Linked DNA regions of Homo sapiens: all the other regions are linked to region 2. A link is a contact called in ENCODE Hi-C or POLR2A ChIA-PET data. All regions are on one chromosome and are shown on one strand. The core of a region is the stretch at or near the end of the contact, and the rest is flanking DNA. Distances in the headings are between cores, read along the strand shown. Region 1 holds the start of TIRAP-AS1 (TIRAP antisense RNA 1). Region 2 holds the start of VPS26B (VPS26 retromer complex component B). Region 3 overlaps LOC124902786 (a long non-coding RNA gene). Region 4 overlaps FLI1 (Fli-1 proto-oncogene, ETS transcription factor).

Region 1 (4,715 bases), core at 38-2,537, 7.9 Mb after region 2:
TCTCTACTAAAAATACGAAAATTAGCTGGGCATGGTGGCAGATGCCTGTAATCCCAGCTACTTGGGAGGCTGAGGCAGGAGAATCACTTGAATCCAGAAAGTGGAGGTTGCAGTGAGCCAAGATAGTGCCATTGCACTCCAGCCTGGACAAGAAGAGTGAAACTCCATCTCAAAAAAAAAAAAAAAAAAAAAAAAGGCGGGTGCGGTGGCTCACGCCTGTAATCCCAGCACTTTGGGAGGCAGAGGCAGGCGGATCACCTGAGGTCAGGAGTTCGAGACCAGCCTGGCCAACATGGTGAAACCCCCATCTCTACTAAAAATACAAAAATTAGCTGGGCATGGTGGCGGGGGCCTGTAATCCCAGCTATTGGGCAGGCTGAGGCAGGTAGAATAGCTTGAACTCGGGAGGCAGAGGTTGCAGTGAGCCGAGATCACATCACTGCACTCTAGCCTGGGTGACAGAGAGGAGAGACTCCGTCTCAAAAATAAATAAATAAATAAATAAAAATTTAAAAACCAGATACACACAGAGGCATGGAAGCCTAGGCCAAGGTTCCCTGATCCTCCCAAAGGTGAGAGTTCCTGCTAGTAGTTCTAGGGAACCCCCTTATCTGCCCTGGCTAGGCCTCCTCACTAGTTTCTGGGGAACCCCCATATCTGCTCTGGCTAGGCCTCCTCACTAGTTCCTGGAATGGTCTCCATCTCTCCTCAGCCCCTGCCAGATTGCTGAGCACGTTGGTATTGGAGCAAGCTGTGTGTATCTGTCTCGCCAGAAATATTCCGTAGTCCTGAAGATCAGGGATGGTAACTTTCGTCTCCACATCCCCAGTACCTAGTTTAGTGTCTGGCATGCATGAAAGTGCGTGCGTAGAACTGAATTAACAATTATAATATATTGTTCTCCTGTTACGGCTGAAGTCGCGTAAGGCAGAGATCACATCTCCTACAGTCTCATGTCGTTTCCACGGACAGGGATGAGCGAGACATCTAACATTGACTGGGTTCCTAGTCCCTGTATACATAAATGGATGATGAATGGCTTGGGGAATGTAACATGTGATCTTTAATCTGCAATGCACTCTCCCAGTAGATATTTCTAGTGGAGACATTAGAAAAATTAGAGCTAGATGTGTTCATTGCCTTAATTTCAAAGGCAATCTTGCCGCCTTTCACCGCCCCTCTATGCATTCTAGTGGCGCACTCCCGCCTCCCCGGAGTGATAATGATTGGTATTTTCCAGCCGAGATCCGAAAAAAAAAAATCTGCCTCCGAGGCGATGATTGGTTCACTGCTTCCCGCATCCCACCTCAGGGTTGCCTCCTGGTACCTTCCCGTGTAGGAAAATGATTTTGTCCCGCGCAGACTCCCTCAGCACCTTCTGCAGTCTGAAGCCGGAGAACGGTAAGCGGACAGGAGCACAGGTACCATTTCCAACTCCTGCCTCCTTTTCCTCTGTGCTGGCGGCGTGGGCCTCCTCCACGTCCAATTCGCGCTTCCTCTTGCCTAGTTGAGGAGCTGCGTCCGCCATGCTGCCGCGGAGGCGGTGTGCGCCTGCGCCCCCTGCGCTGGCCCCGCCCCTAGCCCGAGTCCAGCGGCCTGGCTGGGCTGCTAACTCCCGGCCTACCCTGCTCTGGCACCCGCTCCTGCGGGATGCGTGCCGCGCATGGCGGAGCCCGCTGACCTGTCCCAGGGCGCGCCTTTCAACCGAGTTACTGCCTTTGGCCCCGTTGTGGTGCCGGCCGGCCCTCAGGGAAGGGAAAAGAAGGCTGAGAGTCCCGAAAGCGGCGGGCTAGAGGTGGCTGCGCAGTGAAGAGGGACCCCCAGGCCCACGCCCCGGGGTGGGAGCCGAAGACGCCCTTGGGCCACGGTAGTGTTGGAGCCCTTGTTTGAATACTGACATTTTAATCATAGTTACACCGACGTTGACCAATTATCGGGGAAGCAACGTTTCTGACGCAAATCCGTGAGCCCATTTGATTCCTTGGTCGATTTTTTATACCGAGTATTTAAGCCATTTCCATTTTTCTCCCATTTTAATTACTTTGCAGAAATTTTCATCGTGGTCAGTTTTTTACTTTGTAGACTCAGTACTTTTCTGCTGACAAAAAAGGTAAACGAATATGGCCAGAAGAACCATCTCCACCACCCACTTATTTCCGGGCTAGAGGCATCCCCCTCCTCTCTATTTTGTTTACCTGTATTTCTGCCCTGCTACCCAGGGATATGATTTGCAGTATGATTCGTCTCCCAGGGTTTCGTTTCTCTTTTTTTTTTTTTTTTTTTTTTTTTTTGCCATATAAAATTATTACTTGTAACTTCTGCTGTTGAGGGTTTCTTTGGTGACCATTGTTTCTGGTTAGCCCGTTTTTCACTGGTGTTATTTAACAGATCTAAATTTTGTGAAGAGTTGGTACTTACGGACAGGCGCGGTGGCTCACGCCTGTAATTCCAGCACTTCGAGAGGTCGAGGTGGACGGATCACGAGGTTAAGATACCGAGACCATCCTGGCCAACATGGTGAAACCCCGTCTCTACTAAAAATACAAAAATTACCCGGGCGTGGTGGCCCGCGCCTGTAGTCCCAGCTACTCGGGAGGCTGAGGCAGGAAAATCGCTTGAACGCGGGCGGAGTATTGTAGTGAGCCGAGATCGCACCACTGCACTCCACCCTGGCGACAGAGCGAGACTACGTCTCAAAGAAAAAAAAAAAGAGTTGGTACTTACATCGCTTCAGTCAGCCACACATTTATTTTGCCAGTGATTTGAGTTTAGGTTTTCAGACAGATCTCATGGGTGTGGGACAGTTTTTGCCATTCTCAACGTTAGCAACAAGATGCAATTTACAGTCAGTTTTTGGTCAATAACAAAGTGTACCATGTGTTAGTTTGATTTTTGGATTACTTCTACCAGAAATATAGATTAGGAGTTGGATAAAAGACTACTTTAGGCCAGGCGCGGTGGCTCATGCCTGTAATCCCAGCACTTTGGGAGGCCGAGGTGGGCGGATCACGAGGTCAGGAGATCGAGACCATCCTGGCTAACGTGGTGAAACTCCGTCTCTACTAAAGATACAAAAAAATTAGCCAGGCGTGGTGGCGGGCGCCTGTAGTCCCAGCTACTTGGGAGGCTGAGGCAGGAGAATGGCGTGAACCCGGGAGGCGGAGCTTGCAGTTAGCTGAGATCGCGCCACTGCACTCCAGCCTGGGTGACAGAGCGAGACTCCATCTCAAAAAAAAAAAAAAAAAAAAAGGACTACTTTGTGTGTGTGTGTGTGTGTGTGTGTGATGCAGAAAGCATTATTAGGAGAGACTTAGGATCTGTCCCCCAGGCTGGAGTGCAATGGCGCGATCTCGGCTCACTGCAACCTCTGCCTCCAGGTTCAAGCGATTCTCCTGCCTCAACTTCCTGAGTAGCTGGTATTACAGGCGGCTGCTACCACTCCCGGCTAATTTTTTGTATTTTTAGTAGAGTCAGGGTTTCACCATGTTGGCCAGGCTGGTCTCGAACTCCTGACCTCGTGATCCGCCCGCCTGGGCCTCCCAAAGAGCTGGCATTACAGGCGTGAGCCACCGCACCCTGCCAAAGTAGCTATGTTTTAACAAAAAGAGCCCATAATTGAGAGCCATGAAGTCGGGCCCCAACACTGACTAGCTGTGCAACTTTGGAAAAGTCTCTTAACCTTTCCAGGTCTCCATTTTCCATGTGCCAGCGGCTATTAGTTCTAAGCAAGACAACGAGGCCTCTTCTTTCATAAAATGTATATTCAAATGGGGTACATGAGGTAAACAAGATAATGATTAAGAACTGTTTTTTGTTTTTTGTTTTTTGTTTTTTTTTGAGACGGAGTCTCCCTCTGTCGCCCAGGCTGGAGTGCAGTGGTGCGATCTCGGCTCACTGCAAGCTCCACCTCCCAGGTTCACGCCATTCTCCTGCCTCAGCCTCCCAAGTAGCTGGGACTACAGGGGCCTACCACCACGCCTGGCTAATTTTTTGTATTTTTAGTAGAGACGGGGTTTCACCGTGTTAGCCAGGATGGTCTCAATTTCCTGACCTCGTGATCTGCCCGCCTCAGCCTCCCAAAGTGCTGGGATTACAGGCGTGAGCCACCGTGCCCGGCCAAGTACTGTTAATAGGACAAAACTGGACAGTGTGAAAGAGCCTGGGGATAGGAGCCCCCCCCCCCCGCCCTTTTTTTTCTTTCTTTGAGACAGAGTCTCACTCTGTCACCCAGGCTGGAGTACAGTGGTGCAATCTTGGCTCACTGCAACCTTCACCTCCCAGGTTCAAGCGACTCTTCTGCCTCAGCCTTCTAAGTAGCTGGGATTACAGGCGTACACTAGCACACCTGGCCAATTTTTGTATTTTTAGTAGAGATGGGGTTTTGCCATGTTGGCCAGGCTGGTCTCAAACTCCTGACCTCAGGTGACCTGCCCATCTCCCAAAGTGTTGGGATTACAGGCATGAGCCACCATGCTCGGCCAAGCTCTTTAGATAAGATGATCATGGACAGCCTCTCAAAAGGTGACATTTGAGCTGAGACTTGAATGATGAGAAGGAACCAGCCATATCAGCCATATGAAGAGCCCAGGCACAGTAAATATTAGCTGTCAAAGGCCCTAGAGCAGTAATGTGCTTGACATTTTTAAAAAATAGGAATGACCGTGGGGCATGGTGGCTTACACCTGTAATCCCAGCACTTTGGGAGGCTGAGGTGG
Region 2 (4,479 bases), core at 1,307-3,806:
CTGTTTATCCTGGGGTTCTTTGCTAGAGATGATTTTACCCTCCAGAGGATATACAGCAATATCTGAAGACATTTTTGTGGTCGCAAGTGGGGGATGCTACTGTTGTCTGGTCAGTAGAGGCTGGGAATGCTGCTAAACATCCCATGACAACATGCCAAACGATGCCAGACATCACAGTGCTGCTACTGAGGAACCTTGCCATCTACCCCACCATTGAACCCAGAAGCAGGAAAGCAGAAGGCATGGAACTCACTCTTCGGCCCCTTTTCTGGTACACTAAGACCTTTCATATTCTGGCTTTAAAATAACAACAAAGAGCTTCCTGTAAGATCAGCCAGTCTTCAACCTGATTTCATGTTCTTAAATACCAGAGGCAAAATGCTTGAGGCTGAGCAGTGAACCCAAGAGCCAGGCCACAAGGCCTCCTTTTCCCAGGGTTTCTCCTACCTGTGTCTCCGTGTTTCCTGCCTCTGTGAAAAAAAGACGGCAAATTCTTTGCTAAACTCTCAGGATAAGAGAGTTTAACAAAGATTCCCCAAGGAAGTCTCTAAAAACAGAGTTATGTATGCAGTGTGTGGTATCGGTATGGATTCTCTACCAGAGGTGTGTAGCTCACAGGGTATTTACTGTGATTCTACTCCTAACCTAACGACAAAAACAACTTATTTTAAAAGTACCCAAGCATTTTAATAATACACAAGAGTCTAAATAAGGCTTAGAATTGGAGACGACCCAGTCTTGACTGGGAGCTCCCCAAATCACTTTACCATTACTGCCTTTTACTGTCTAGTTCTTATTTGTTTATTTGTTTATTTTTTTGAGACAGGGTCTTGCTGGTTGTCACCCAGGCTGGAGTGCTGTGGTGTTATCACAGCTCACTGCTGCCTGGAACTCCTGGGTTCAAACAATCCTCCCATCTTAGCCCCCCGAGGAGCTAGGACTACCGGCAAGCACCACCACGACCAGCTAATTACAAAAAAATTTTTGGGGGTAGAGGCAGGTCTTGCTATATTGCCCAGGCTGGTCTCCAACTCCTGGCCTCAAGCAATCCTCCCACTTCAGCCTCTCAAAGTGCTGGGATTGTAGGCATCAGCCACTGTGCCTGGCGCTGTCTAGTTCCAATGATTAATAATCATGTTTAAAGCATTGAGAAACTCTGATCACTTAATTGTGGTTTTTAGAAACACCATTTCTTTGTCTTTAAACAGAAAATGTGGTAACTGAAAACTTGCATTCTAATAAAGAAGTCTAAGAAACGCAGCCTAGGTAGTCAGATTTAGACTGAAGATTATGGGTCTTCTTTCTGGAAACATGTACAAGCATAGGTAGTTCAGGGCTGAGGTGAGGTAAGAGAGAACTGGTTAGCTCTCTCACACCACATCTAAAGAGAAAAACGGGTTGGTGCGGGCTCTGGGAAGTGGGGCTCGGTGGACGAGCCTCACTTTGCGTCTGGCAGTTGCAGATGGCCGGGCGATGGGAAAGCCAGTATTGGCAGAGCGGTCTCCCCCTAACAAACCCACCTGCAGGCTATGGCCAGAGCACCTCACCCAGAAATCCTGGGGACAAGAAGCAAAGCCGAGTGCATGCCGGAGACAATGGGGAGAACCCATAGGCAAGGTGCCCATCCCACGAGGCACAGCAGGGCGCTTCCTCCCGCCCTCGCCGTCCCCATCTCCCTGGCAGCGCGCTGTCACTTTTGGCAGGGAGGACAGTAACGCAGGGGGAGTCGCCCACGGGCGGGACTTGTAGCTGAACCCCAGGCCTCAGACTGCAGTTGACAAGCGACTGTGACAGGCCTCGCCGGAGGAGCTGGGCCCTGAATCACCCTGCTCCCCGGCCGGCTGTCGGCGCTGGGGGAGGGGGTCCCGGGGGTCGACTCACCGATCTGCCCGATGAACTCGATCTTGATGCCCTGGTGCTCCAGCCGCTTGTTGGGGTTCTTGAGGGCAAGGCTCACCTTCCCGGAGACCGTCTCCCCGTCGTAGAAGAGGAAATATTTCTCCTTCTTCCCGTCCTCCGTCTTGTGCTCGGCCCGCTTCCTACTCTCTGCATCGTTCAGAAGGATTTCCACCTCCACGCTCTGCCCGAAGCCGAAGAAGCTCATCGCACCGCCGGGCCGGGCGGGTCTCGGTAAGGACCGCTCCCTCGCACCGGGGCGCGGGCTGCCCTAGGTAAAGAAGGCCAGAGGGCCCGATGCGCGAGCGCGCTCGGCCGCCGCGGGGCTGCCTGGCTCCGCCGCTGCCGCCGGGCAGTGGGCGCCGACGGACAGCCGGCTCCACGGGGGAGGGGCACGGCCGGGGGAGGCTGGCGGCTGCGGGCTGCGGCGCCCGAGCAGCAATGCACCGAGGAGCAGTGCCCTCGGCCGAGCCAGTCCCAGCCAGTCCCGCGGCCGGTGGCAGTGGGCGGGCGAGGGTCGGCCGTGCAATGCTGCGGGGGGCAGCCGCACAGAGCCGGGTGTGGGTGGCCTGCGCCTGCCGGGTGGGGTCCAGCGCCGAGCAGCGCTGCGAGCTGCCCAGCCTCCGGCGGTGCAACGCACCGAGGCGCTTCGGCGGCTCCGGGCGGGGGAGGGGGCGGGCGAGCTCCAGCCCGGATGCGCTGGAGCAGCGGCGCGCAGGCGCACCCCCTAACGCTCCTGGGACTCCCGGCAGCCCGGAGGAGAGCTCGCTGCGCATGCGCAGGGAGAGCGCGGCCGGCGCTCCAGCGGTCGGCATGGCAGCTGCTACCTCGCTGGGACAGGCTCTGGGCCCACGCGTGCCGCGCAGTCCCTACAGAACTGCAGTTGTCTTGTCTTCTCGGAGTGCTTTCGGCTACTTTTCCCTTATTACTTTAGCTCGATACACGTTGGGCTGCCTTTCACATTCGGATATTACGCTGTTCGAGTGCTGACGGGAAAGGCAGCCCTTTGACACGCACGCGAAATGTCGCCTGACGAGGGCAAAGGTGACAGTTACTACCGGAAGTACCCTATCTCAGATACCCTTTAGATTTTCCCCCATTGAAGAAAAACGAGGCGGGAAAAACGCTGTTAGGGTTTAACTCAGGCCCTGGCTCCTTCTCGAACGAATTAGCGGAACACCCGCAGGAGCCTTGTTTGGCTTCCACTTTTCGGCCCGCCCAGTTCTCTGAGCGTGCGGCGGACGACGCCGGTGATTGGTTGAGCGAATGGAAACGGCTCGGCGCGGTGGTTGGCCAGTGGGAAATTCTGTACGTTGTGATTGGTCCACAGGAACGACTCGGCGCGCGCGCGGGAGCGAGCTTTGAAAGTTGAGCACGGCGGCGGCGAGCCGGTGCCCTGGGATCATGGTGGCGTTGCGGGGCCTTGGTAGCGGCCTGCAGCCCTGGTGTCCGCTGGATCTTAGACTCGGTGAGCAGATGCAGCCGGGAGGCCCGGGGGCCAGGGCGAGGGTCCTATGCGTCCCCGACGATGCCTAAGCCCGGGCCGGGGTGCCGGTGGGGGCGGGGTGGGGGCGCCCGGCTGTCGGCGGTGCCTGGGGTCCCCAGGGCCGTGCCACGCCAGGATTGCGGCTAGCCAGGTTTCCCGTGGGGGCTCAAGCCGGCCAGGCCACCCTTAGAATAAGCGAATGTTGGCCAGTCTCTTCTAGCGCCTGTGCATCTGTTTTCTCGGCCTTCCCCTTCTTCCTGTGCGTGTCTTCGTGCACCTATCTATTCTTACCTATTAAGATGGTTTTAAATTGCAAATCTCTTTCTTCCGCCAGACTTATTTCTTGAACTTCATGTTCATAGGTTCCACTGGATGTCTCACATGCAGACATCATCAAACGTCACATGAGTGAAAATGGGATTCCCAAAGCCTGCTAATGGCACCATCCAAGCCACCAACCCAGGAGTCATGGCATTTCTGCTTCCCCTTTCATGCCCACTACCACTGTCCTGCCTCTGAGGTGTCTCAGGGCAGCCCCGCTCCATTCCTGATGCTGCTGCCTTCATCATAGCCTCGAGCAATTGCAGGAGTATTTTAGCTGCTTTCTGATGTTAACTGTGCCAGCCCATCCCCCACACTTTTGCAGAACGACTTTTGAAAACACAGCTTTGAATGTGTCAAGCCTGTACACCTTTAATGTTTCCCCTTTGTTTCCTAAATAAATGACCACATCCTTGGCATGCTTTATAAGAGCTGCCATTCTCTCCAGTTTGATTTTCCAAGAGCATAACCTTTGGAGTCGGACACACTTGGATTGTTCCCTTGGCTCTACCCCATAGCATCCATGTATTACCGTGCAGGTTGTTTATCCTTGCTAAACCCCTGTTTTCTGATCTGTCAAATGGGGAGTACAATATCTACCTCACAGGGGTTTTTGTAAAGATAAATTTGTACTTGCCACATAATAACTGCTGAACAGATACTAATACCCACAAGCAAACACTGTAACAATTTTGTTCATTTAGAAACACTTTAATTTCTTTCCCTTTGTGTGCTTTGTTACACTGTGCTTGCTGGGAGGCACTTTTCTGCATTTA
Region 3 (4,359 bases), core at 55-2,554, 5.9 Mb after region 2:
CCCTGCACTTAGATAAATCGCCTCTTGGAGGTCATTTCAGTTTTAAATTGTGGGTGGTCATAGTACCCATCTCCTATAATGACATCATGAATGCAAATGCATATTACAGACAGGAAGTGTAAAACAAATATGAAAAGTTCTTGTTGATACTTTTCATTAGAACATATAGATGCAAAAGACTAAGGCGTAGAATGGAACACTCTTATCTATTCATAGCTAGTGCTGAAGATGATGCCAGATAATACATAAACAGGCTAGGAGCACTGGATTGCACTAAACATTGTAGTATCATCAAGTTAAAAAATGAAAGGCAAATCAGAGGAGTAACGCCTTTGTGAACAGGCAAATGTCCCTTTCCACGACACTAAAAGCTCTAACCTTCCCATTTGCCCTTTTTCAGGAGACAATCATTCTAGTTTCATGCCCTTTATCATCTTAGTTGTTCCTACTGAGTGAAAAGTCATCTGGCGAGGTTTGCAACCTAGTACATTTCCTAAGAGGCTTTGTTCATGACAAGGCTGCTTTACTAATCTCAGGAAGCTTCAAGTTTTCTCAAATTTCCAGTTGTAAGTGAAAAATGTACTGGATTGTCTCCCTTTTATATGTTAAAATAATGAGGCATTATTTCAGCACCACCCTTCCCTGTTTCTTTGTTCTAAAAATATAACTCAAGGATTCTGCCAGGTGTTAATTAATCTTCATTAGTCTCTGGAGGGCAGGCAAAGACCTAAGAATTGAGAAATTAAAGCACAAATGTTTAAACAATTAGTATAGAGACTTATCCAAGGTCACCAAATGAGTAACAGAGAAAACGCAGAATCCATGGCTTTCTGATCTTGTCCCCAAAATCCCCCAGGAGAACCATCTTGCATAAATACTTGCATGGCCAACATTTGTAAGAGCAGATGTTTTATCAAGCCAGCTGTACAGCAAGGCCCACCCTTGCCTATCTATTCCTATCTGCTTTTATTATGCTTTGGGGCTCTCGCATGATAAGACCTCCCATATGGTACTTGTATTAACATTAAATAATGGCCATTGTATTGTGTATACTATCACCATAGAAATATTTACTTAGTTGAACACAGACACCGGTCAAGCATGGTGATTAAAAACAAGCTAATCATAAAAACCATTCATGCTCACATCTATTTATAAAATCTGTTTCACTTGTGCCAGTTAAGTATAGGCTTTGTTCTAAACAAACACACGCAAACCTTCTGCACACCCAGAACCATGAAAGGCACCCCTCCTCCCTCTGCAGAAAGCCAGGCTGTGGGGAATGGCCCTATGTGAAGCATCAAGCGTGTGTCTGAGGCTCAACTAGGCTCCTCTGCAGCTGGAGCTGGGCCTGCTGTTGACTTTTACTTTCTTGCTCCTTCATCTCCTCACACTGACACCCTGCCTGGGGTCTCTCAGCCCTCTCATTCTCAAACTACGGTGAGCTCAAAGGCAGCTGGGGTTTTTGTAGTAACTGCAGATACTCCAGATCCACTCATGAGATCTTGTTTGAACTGCTCTGGATGAAATCTAAGATATGATATTCTCAGGAAACACTCAGGTGGTTCTGGTCTTGGGGTCCACATTCTCCACTTGAGAAACGGCCTCTCTAGGGGCATTTCTTGGGACCTCTTGCCTCCTGCCACTCCTTGCCCACAGCAGTCATTGTGGGGTCATCGCTGACACTGCCGAGGGCTGCCTTTAATGCCCTTAAATTTTATTTCAATGGACACCAGTGTTTGTTATAAATGTGTTCCTTAAGTCGTGTGCAGTAAAGTGCATGAGAGCCTGGGCTTTGGAGTCAGAGAATTTGAGCTTTGCTTTGCACTTTGCTGATCATGTGGCCTGGTAAAAACTGTCTAACTCTTTGAGTCCCCATTTTTTTTTTTAACATTTAAAATGGGAATGATAATAGGACTTGCCTCACTGAGGTGATGTAAGGGTGGTGACAATAATACACTTAGAGGATGCAGTGCCTGGCACACCATTTAGGCTACCAACATCACCAGTTGGGAAATAAATTGAGTTGAACTGAGTGGTCCTTTTGGATCAAGGTATTAGAAAATGCCACCTCAGGAAATGTGATGTAAAGAAAAAGACAGAGATGACCTGAATTTGATACCCAGCTCTGCTACCAGAAGGCTGAGTGGCTTTGGCCACATCCTTCTTCCCCTCTGGAAGAAGTTTATAAGATGTTATCTATGAAATTAGGGGACAGGTCCAGAGCAGTGGTTTCCAAACATTATGAACAGGGAAATCCCTTCCAAATATCAATACAGTCATAAAACATACTATAGTTTTTATACTCATGATGGCTCATTGACACTTAATAGCAAAAGGATTTTATGTATTTTGTAATTTTAAAAAATGAATTTACCTTTATTAATTCCAGTCTCATTTACATTTATTTGGGAAATAGTCCTGCTGGTTTTGTATTTTGTATAAGTGGTATTATTTCTAAGACAACAACATTAGGCGAATCGTGAAAGAACTCCACTGCCCCTGGTAGTCACAGACTTTCAGAGTGGGAGCCCCTGGTCCAGACCATTGGTTTTTTATAGATCCCTCCTGTTAACAAAGGCAGTTGTGGAAACTCAAACTCTGAAACAGACACTCTCAGAACTGTTCTGGAAATAGGAGCTGAGGGCCTAATTTAGTTGTCTTCTTTCTCTTCCCTCACTCCTCATCTTCAGCCAGGAAAGATCTGCAAGGCAGTTTTGTTAATTTCCTAGTAACTGAGCACCTCCTGTAGGCAGGCACAGTGCTAGATGCATAGGTTATGTCAGAGAACAAAGCTTCATGCCATCGGGGGCTTCTTTCTAGTGGCCGCGTGCCTCTGAGGTCACTGGCCTGACTTGTCTCCATGTTGGCTCTTACTGTCTGATGCTAGATTCCTGGGCAGACCCAGGATAAATAAGTGAAGCTTGCCTTTGGTCACTGGCTCCTCTTTTGCCTCCTTCTTTTCTGTTTTTTATTGTTTCTTTCTCCACCTAGGTCACATTTTTCCAGGACCAGGAACTGTGTTTGTGATTAGGGACAAACATCTTTCTCCTTCCAGGCTTTGGTTCCCATATTTAGGAAACAAGGGCTGATCCCTAGAGCTACAAGACCCCATCTAACTCTGTAATTGAGTCTAATTAATTCAGCAGAAATAATAGTACCTCATTTAGCCCAACTCTCTTATTCTTCCCCCAGACACTCAAATAGACACTTGGTGGTTTTAGAAACAAGCCAGGCAATGGTAATTAACTTTGAGGCTGTGTTTGACGGGCAAAGTCTAACACTACTATCTCTTTCCAAATGTGAATATTTTAGTCCCTACAACAGACACCCAGGAATATTTTATCTTTAGGCCAAGCAGAGGGGATCTATGGAGAGTGATAGCTATGAAGGCCAAGTATTGGCATCAAGAGCTTCTGAAATACATGGCTGTTAGATGCAAGACAGAAAAAAAGAAATTGCTTCTCAACCCATAGCGCCAATCAAACTGCCCTATAATTCTTTTTCTTGTCTGGTATCCATGTGCAGAACTGTGTACTCAAGAAATATTTGTTGAATGAGTGAGCAGACTCTATTTCTGTTCTTCTTCTTCTTTTTTTTCTTTTTACTTGGTTCTACCCATCATTCATCAGCTGGCTCTGCACTGGGAAGGAAAGCACACTATATTGGGCAGATTAATCTGCAACAACAACAAAAAAAATTGAGAGTGGGCTGAAGTCAACTATGTCTCCTGGCTGAGTAATGTGTGCCAGGTCATTCCCTGCCCTGCTTCCTCTTTGCTCAATGGTCTTACTTACAATCCCCAGGGCTAAACATCTGACAGATCAGCAAAGGCCTCTCTATTGCTGAGGGTCTTCTAAGGGAAAAGAGACTTCAGCAAGGGAGCAGCAAGAGAGACTTCAGAGTGATGGTTGAACCCCTAAAGCACCTTGGTCTGAAAAGCTGGGGGCTCTGGAGGAGCACAAGCCAAACCTATGCCTGACTTCCTCTTGCCAGCAGGAGCAGCATCTGGTCTACCTCCACGTGCCCTCTACCTTGACTTCCACGGGAGCCTCTCTGAAGTGATCCTGCCTAGGAGCGGAATCTGGTATACAAACCCATGGAGCCGGCTCAGTGAATGCAAAACGGTTACATTAAGGATTGGGGTTCTGTTTATTGACAGGGTCATGGCCTCTCCTGGTTATGACCCCCGAGGGACCCTGGCATGGAAACGGGATTTGTAATGTAACACTAACAATAACACACTAGAGACAGCCGTGACAGAGCCCTTCTCTCCTACATGCTGCAGCTGGCTTCCCAGGATGAAGACAGAGCAAGGGGCAGGCGGGGCAGGCACAGGAGGGAGAAAGAGACAAAGGA
Region 4 (4,336 bases), core at 510-3,009, 5.5 Mb after region 2:
TGCCTGAACATCCTCCTCCTGCCCTTCTCCCTTCTCCGAGAAGCATCCCTTGACCTTGTCAGCTTTTCCTCTGCTTTCTCCCCTTCCTCTCCTCCATACCCTGTCAAAATGTTTCAGGTTTTCCATATTCCCAGGACCTTGCTAGGCTCAGCCATATAGTAAATGTCATATAGTCGTGTGTCAAATGTCATATGGTTAAGTCACGTCAGGGGGTAACTTTTACATTTTTACATGAACCTCCTGGACGTTCAAAGGAGTGAACCCATGGCAAGGATTTCAGGCAGACAGAAACGTGATGGAGGTTTCTGCGGGGTGGGTCTTTTGGAGCATCCTACCATACTACCTGGGCTGCCTCCCTCTAAGACCAGCTGCAGACAGACAGGAGAAGCATTCCCACTACTCAAGATGACCAGGGAGCCTCTGACTCTAGCCACTTAGTGGGGCCTTCTTAGGCAGGAAGAGGAGGGAAGCAGATCCCTCAAATTAATACCTGGCCTGAGTCACTGGGCTTGGGATTCAGAGTTTGGAAAGTCACCCAAATGCCTTCATTCCCAAACCTGACCTTCTAGAGAGCCTGGAGCGGGCAAGCTTCAGATTCATTTGTGTCAACATGTTGTTTGGTTAATGTAGCTGAGCATCTAGGCCCATTTTCTTAGAAACAGGAAATCCCAGAGTGCCAAGAGTAAACATCCCAGCCCCCAAAGGTTTGGGTTCATGTAGGAACTCCCTGACCACAAGGGTCTGTGGGTCTGTGTGCTTGAGCCAGGCATGCTCTTGCACCCATAATTGATCTTGTATAAAGAGATGGTCTCTCTACAGCTCAGCAGCTGGACTGTGAGACTGAACCATGCTTGAGGCTGGTTGGGAATAGGCTAAGGACAGGGTCACAATTTCAAACATAAAGCAAAAATGTATTAGGGCCTTTTATAACTTGACAGGCATCTCCCCTGCAATCCCCACCACAGACTCTTCAATTCTAGTTTCTTCTCTTTTTATTCTTTGTTTCTTCTGTGACAGCAGGGACCTCGTCTGTCTTCGCCTCCATTCTTCCATCCCTATATTCTACACCGTGCTGAGAATAGGAGGTGCCAAGTACAGGCTGGCGGAATGAATGAATGATTGAGTGGATGGCACCATGTGAATCAAGGCAGCAGAAGAAGGCATCCCTGAAGGGCTTGACCATTCCAGCTGTCTGTGGTGCATCCTACAGGGGTGAGCTCCACATAGTTACTAGTCTTAAGGGGCTCACAGAGAATTAATTCTCTCTCACGAACTTGCCAGCCCCTAGTTGGCAAGGACAGATTCTCCAGAAGCTTCTCTGGATTAGTTGAGAGAGCTCAGGTTAGCTGGGGCTGGAGGAGAAAACACTGGCTGTGCAGAACTTGACTGGGTGGAGGGGGAAGGGCCGGGGGTGGCCAGAGGCGGCTTCTGTTGCACAGAGGTCCGGCTTGCTCGCCAGACAAAGAGCCCTCAGAAAGCACCTTCCCCACCTCCGCCACACACAGAGAAGGCGCAGAGGGCCTGGCCTCTTTCTTACAAGGAGCCCGGCTGACCCTGTTGCTGTGAGGGGCAGAAAGAGAGGCAGGCAGCTGCTTGGAGACGCGGGAGTCACTGAGCAGGGCCCGCGGAGTCTGACAACGGAAGAAAAGAGGCAACCCTTCTATTATTAGTGGCTGCTTTCCACGTATGTGTAAATCAGACAGCCTATGCAAAAAGAGGCCTCCTGGTAGCAGGAAATTCAGAGTTGTGGGTGTCTTTGTGCTATCAGATCGGGCCCTGGGCTTGCCTGCAATCCGGTCTTGGACGGGCTTCCATCTGGGCTGCATTAAGAGGCACAAGGAGGTGAGCGAAGGCCCGGCTTGGCCTCCCCACCCCCCAGTGTTTCTGGTTTTATGACTCTAGGGGGACTTTGTGACTTTTTAAACATCGTCTTTTCAGCATTTCACGTGGGCTCCTTTTTAGAGCCTATACTGAAGATTTTATGAAAATACAAAAGAGATAAGGCTGCGTCTGTTACAAAATGCCATCCCAGGTCCAGAAGCTGGGCATAACTAAAATAATATATACTATTCCAGAGCCCAGGACTTGACTTCCGTGTTTAGTGGTTTGCTGTACTTCCATCAGAAGTAGTGATATAGTGTAATATTTAATGATACAGGAACATGGCCGTAATTTAATATAAAGAGAATAAAAGGAGGTTACAAAGCAATATGATTCTGGCTAGATAAAATAATACATATATGTCTATATATTTGCATTATAAAGACCGGAAGGAAGGGCACCAAAATATGAATCGGCTGCTTTCTGTATTGTGAGACTATGCGTGCTTTTACATTCTTATTTTGAAATTTTCTATACGTTTTAAATTTTATACAAGGATGAAGTGACACTTCTGCAATCATTATTTTAAAGAACTTAAACGATGCACGTAATGAGTTTTAAAAAAAAGTAAGCCAAGAAACAGAGAAGAAGTAGTAGCACCTGCAGGATGGGCTTACTAACTTAGTCCTGTTTCTCAGCAGCCTTGGGTGGGTTTTCCATGTCCCTTGTCTCCCATGGCCCTGACTCCCTCTCCTCCCTTTTTCCTTGCCCTGCATAGCTCTTGTCCATTTCAGCCGGTGACTCCATGCTGCTGGAGCACCTTGCTTTCTCACAGCACTGACCTGCCCAGCGCCTTGCCCTTGCTTGTCCCAGGAAAGCAAATGAGGCCCCAGAAACATGAGTAGACGGGATGAATGTAATTCAGCTCCCAAAATTTGCAGTAAGTCTCCGTTGCCCTTCAAGTCCACCAGAGATCGTGCCAGTCCTTAGAGCTTAGACTGAATGCAGAGCCCTCGCTGTCTTTGTATAATGCACTCTTTGACAGCTAATTAGGTGGATTTCAGCAACTTCACAATGTCACATCTATCAGAGGCAGGCAGCCTGAGACTCCCAGGGGAACTTATTCAAGCTATAAGTAAATAAATATTACAGATTTTACACACACACACACACACACACACACACACACACACACACGGGAAAAGGGGAGAAAGAGTACACACACACGCAGACCATTTTGTCCTCACAACATTACGAACTGTTTTTTTTTTTTTTAATCTAACTGATGAGGAAACTGAGACTCTGACAGGTCCAGTCACATGGCCGGAAATGGCAGAGCTAGAATTTGAACAGGGTCCTGCCTGTCTCCAAAGCCTGGACTCTCCACCAAAATGCCTTCCCCTCTCCCATACTGCAATCCAGGCAGGCCACTGTGGGTGTAGTGAGTCCCAAAGCTCCGTAATTACAGGGTTCAACTCTGCCTCCAGAATAACCATGACAAAATTTGTGGAAATGTTCACAACAGCTCTTTACTTCCAGGTTCTGAGATCAGAAACGGAAGTTTCAAAATACCGAAAGTTCGTTTATGTTGAACATAGTGCTTAGGCTAAAAGCAGGAAGTCCAAGAAAGCCTGATCTCATGAGATTTTTTCAGCCCAATTTGGATCCACATCTGCACTTCTGGATTTTCCACTGAGTCTAACCTCAGCTGCTCTGCTGGTCTCACCGAGTCTGCACCTCCAGCATGGGGCACAGATAAATAACACAGTCGACTGCTATTCACTAAGATTTACCCAGGGATTGGCCTCTTGAAAAGTAGTGAGCTTGGACAGGCAGTAGAAAGGAACAATTGAAATTTGAAAAATAGGCATTTCTTTTCATAAAGCTAAAAAAACCCAAACCAAAACAAACAAAACTCTAAACAATAACTCATCCAAATAATGGTCTTGCTGTTGTCTCCAGGTGCAGGAAACAAGTGAAAAAGAATCTTACCACCTACTCCTTCCCGCCCCAGTCCTGGTTTCTCCATTGGTCAGTATCCGGCCAGCAGAGGGGAGGAGAAGGCAGTGGCACTTAGTGGTGTGCCTTGGGCTGCCAGCTCTGGGGGAGCCTCTGAATGTTGGGGAGACTCATTCCCGTATCCCCACTCCCATAGCTTGAGGCACTTTGGAAAGCAAGTTTCTCATGTTGCAGATGAGGAAACTAAGGTTAGGAGAAGTGGAAGGATTTGCTCAGACCACACACATCTAGTGACGGCAGGAGCTGGGATTAGAACCCAAATCCACAAAGATGTGGCCTCTTTTTTGAATCATAATAGCTGCCCTGCCTACCTCTCAGCATTTGAATGGATTAACGGACATGATAGGGTTTGCAAATGACAAACATAAAGTAAGTGTTAGTTGCTGTATCTTGACATATTCCAGGTAGTGGCTCAGTTAGTCTTGCTGGTGCTGTATTTAATTTGGGTCCCATTCCAAGTGTAGAGTTTTCTGGGGATGCCATTATCTATGAGGCT

What was found. Hi-C counts contacts between places; a loop is a spot of excess contacts on that map. ChIA-PET counts read pairs that join two places held with the same protein, here RNA polymerase II (POLR2A). Pooled maps may share reads with other maps.
Region 1: a loop to region 2 is called in a pooled map, with 7 times the contacts of the local background. The contact joins the promoter of TIRAP-AS1 here to the promoter of VPS26B in region 2. A Hi-C loop is called at or near these places in 2 of 50 pooled maps.
Region 3: a loop to region 2 is called in a pooled map, with 4 times the contacts of the local background. The contact joins the enhancer-like site here to the promoter of VPS26B in region 2. A Hi-C loop is called at or near these places in 1 of 37 single-sample maps with no recorded cell type and 1 of 50 pooled maps. POLR2A ChIA-PET finds 5 or more read pairs at or near these places in 1 of 52 experiments (activated naive CD4-positive, alpha-beta T cell).
Region 4: a map with no recorded cell type shows a loop between it and region 2 (6-fold over the local background). The contact joins the enhancer-like site here to the promoter of VPS26B in region 2. A Hi-C loop is called at or near these places in 2 of 37 single-sample maps with no recorded cell type and 3 of 50 pooled maps.

What each region holds. Positions count from the first base shown.
Region 1 is chr11:126,300,894-126,305,608 of GRCh38, reverse strand. It overlaps TIRAP-AS1 (TIRAP antisense RNA 1), which reads left to right and starts at 1,287. Exons shown (of 2, transcript NR_187388.1): 1 at 1,287-1,421. DCPS (decapping enzyme, scavenger) reads right to left here and starts at 1,549. Exons shown (of 6, transcript NM_014026.6): 1 at 1,328-1,549. The coding sequence starts at 1,528. RefSeq lists a silencer at 1,462-1,591.
Region 2 is chr11:134,222,748-134,227,226 of GRCh38, reverse strand. It overlaps VPS26B (VPS26 retromer complex component B), which reads right to left and starts at 2,556. Exons shown (of 6, transcript NM_052875.5): 1 at 1,882-2,556. The coding sequence starts at 2,104. NCAPD3 (non-SMC condensin II complex subunit D3) reads left to right here and starts at 3,260. Exons shown (of 35, transcript NM_015261.3): 1 at 3,260-3,364. The coding sequence starts at 3,301. RefSeq lists enhancers at 1,670-1,819, 1,920-1,979, 2,770-2,819 and a silencer at 2,180-2,649.
Region 3 is chr11:128,294,141-128,298,499 of GRCh38, reverse strand. LOC124902786 (a long non-coding RNA gene) reads right to left here. Exons shown (of 2, transcript XR_007062945.1): 2 at 2,351-4,359. Among named protein-coding and RNA genes, the nearest start is that of LINC02098, 88 kb to the right of the region's middle. Within about 2 kb of position 1,304, at least 4 of the 41 ENCODE cell types and tissues checked have a DNase peak (open chromatin) inside an H3K27ac peak, as active enhancers do.
Region 4 is chr11:128,718,039-128,722,374 of GRCh38, reverse strand. The region is part of intron 1 of FLI1 (Fli-1 proto-oncogene, ETS transcription factor); the gene reads right to left. Among named protein-coding and RNA genes, the nearest start is that of SENCR, 24 kb to the right of the region's middle. RefSeq lists enhancers at 3,188-3,397, 3,916-4,336. Within about 2 kb of position 1,759, at least 11 of the 41 ENCODE cell types and tissues checked have a DNase peak (open chromatin) inside an H3K27ac peak, as active enhancers do.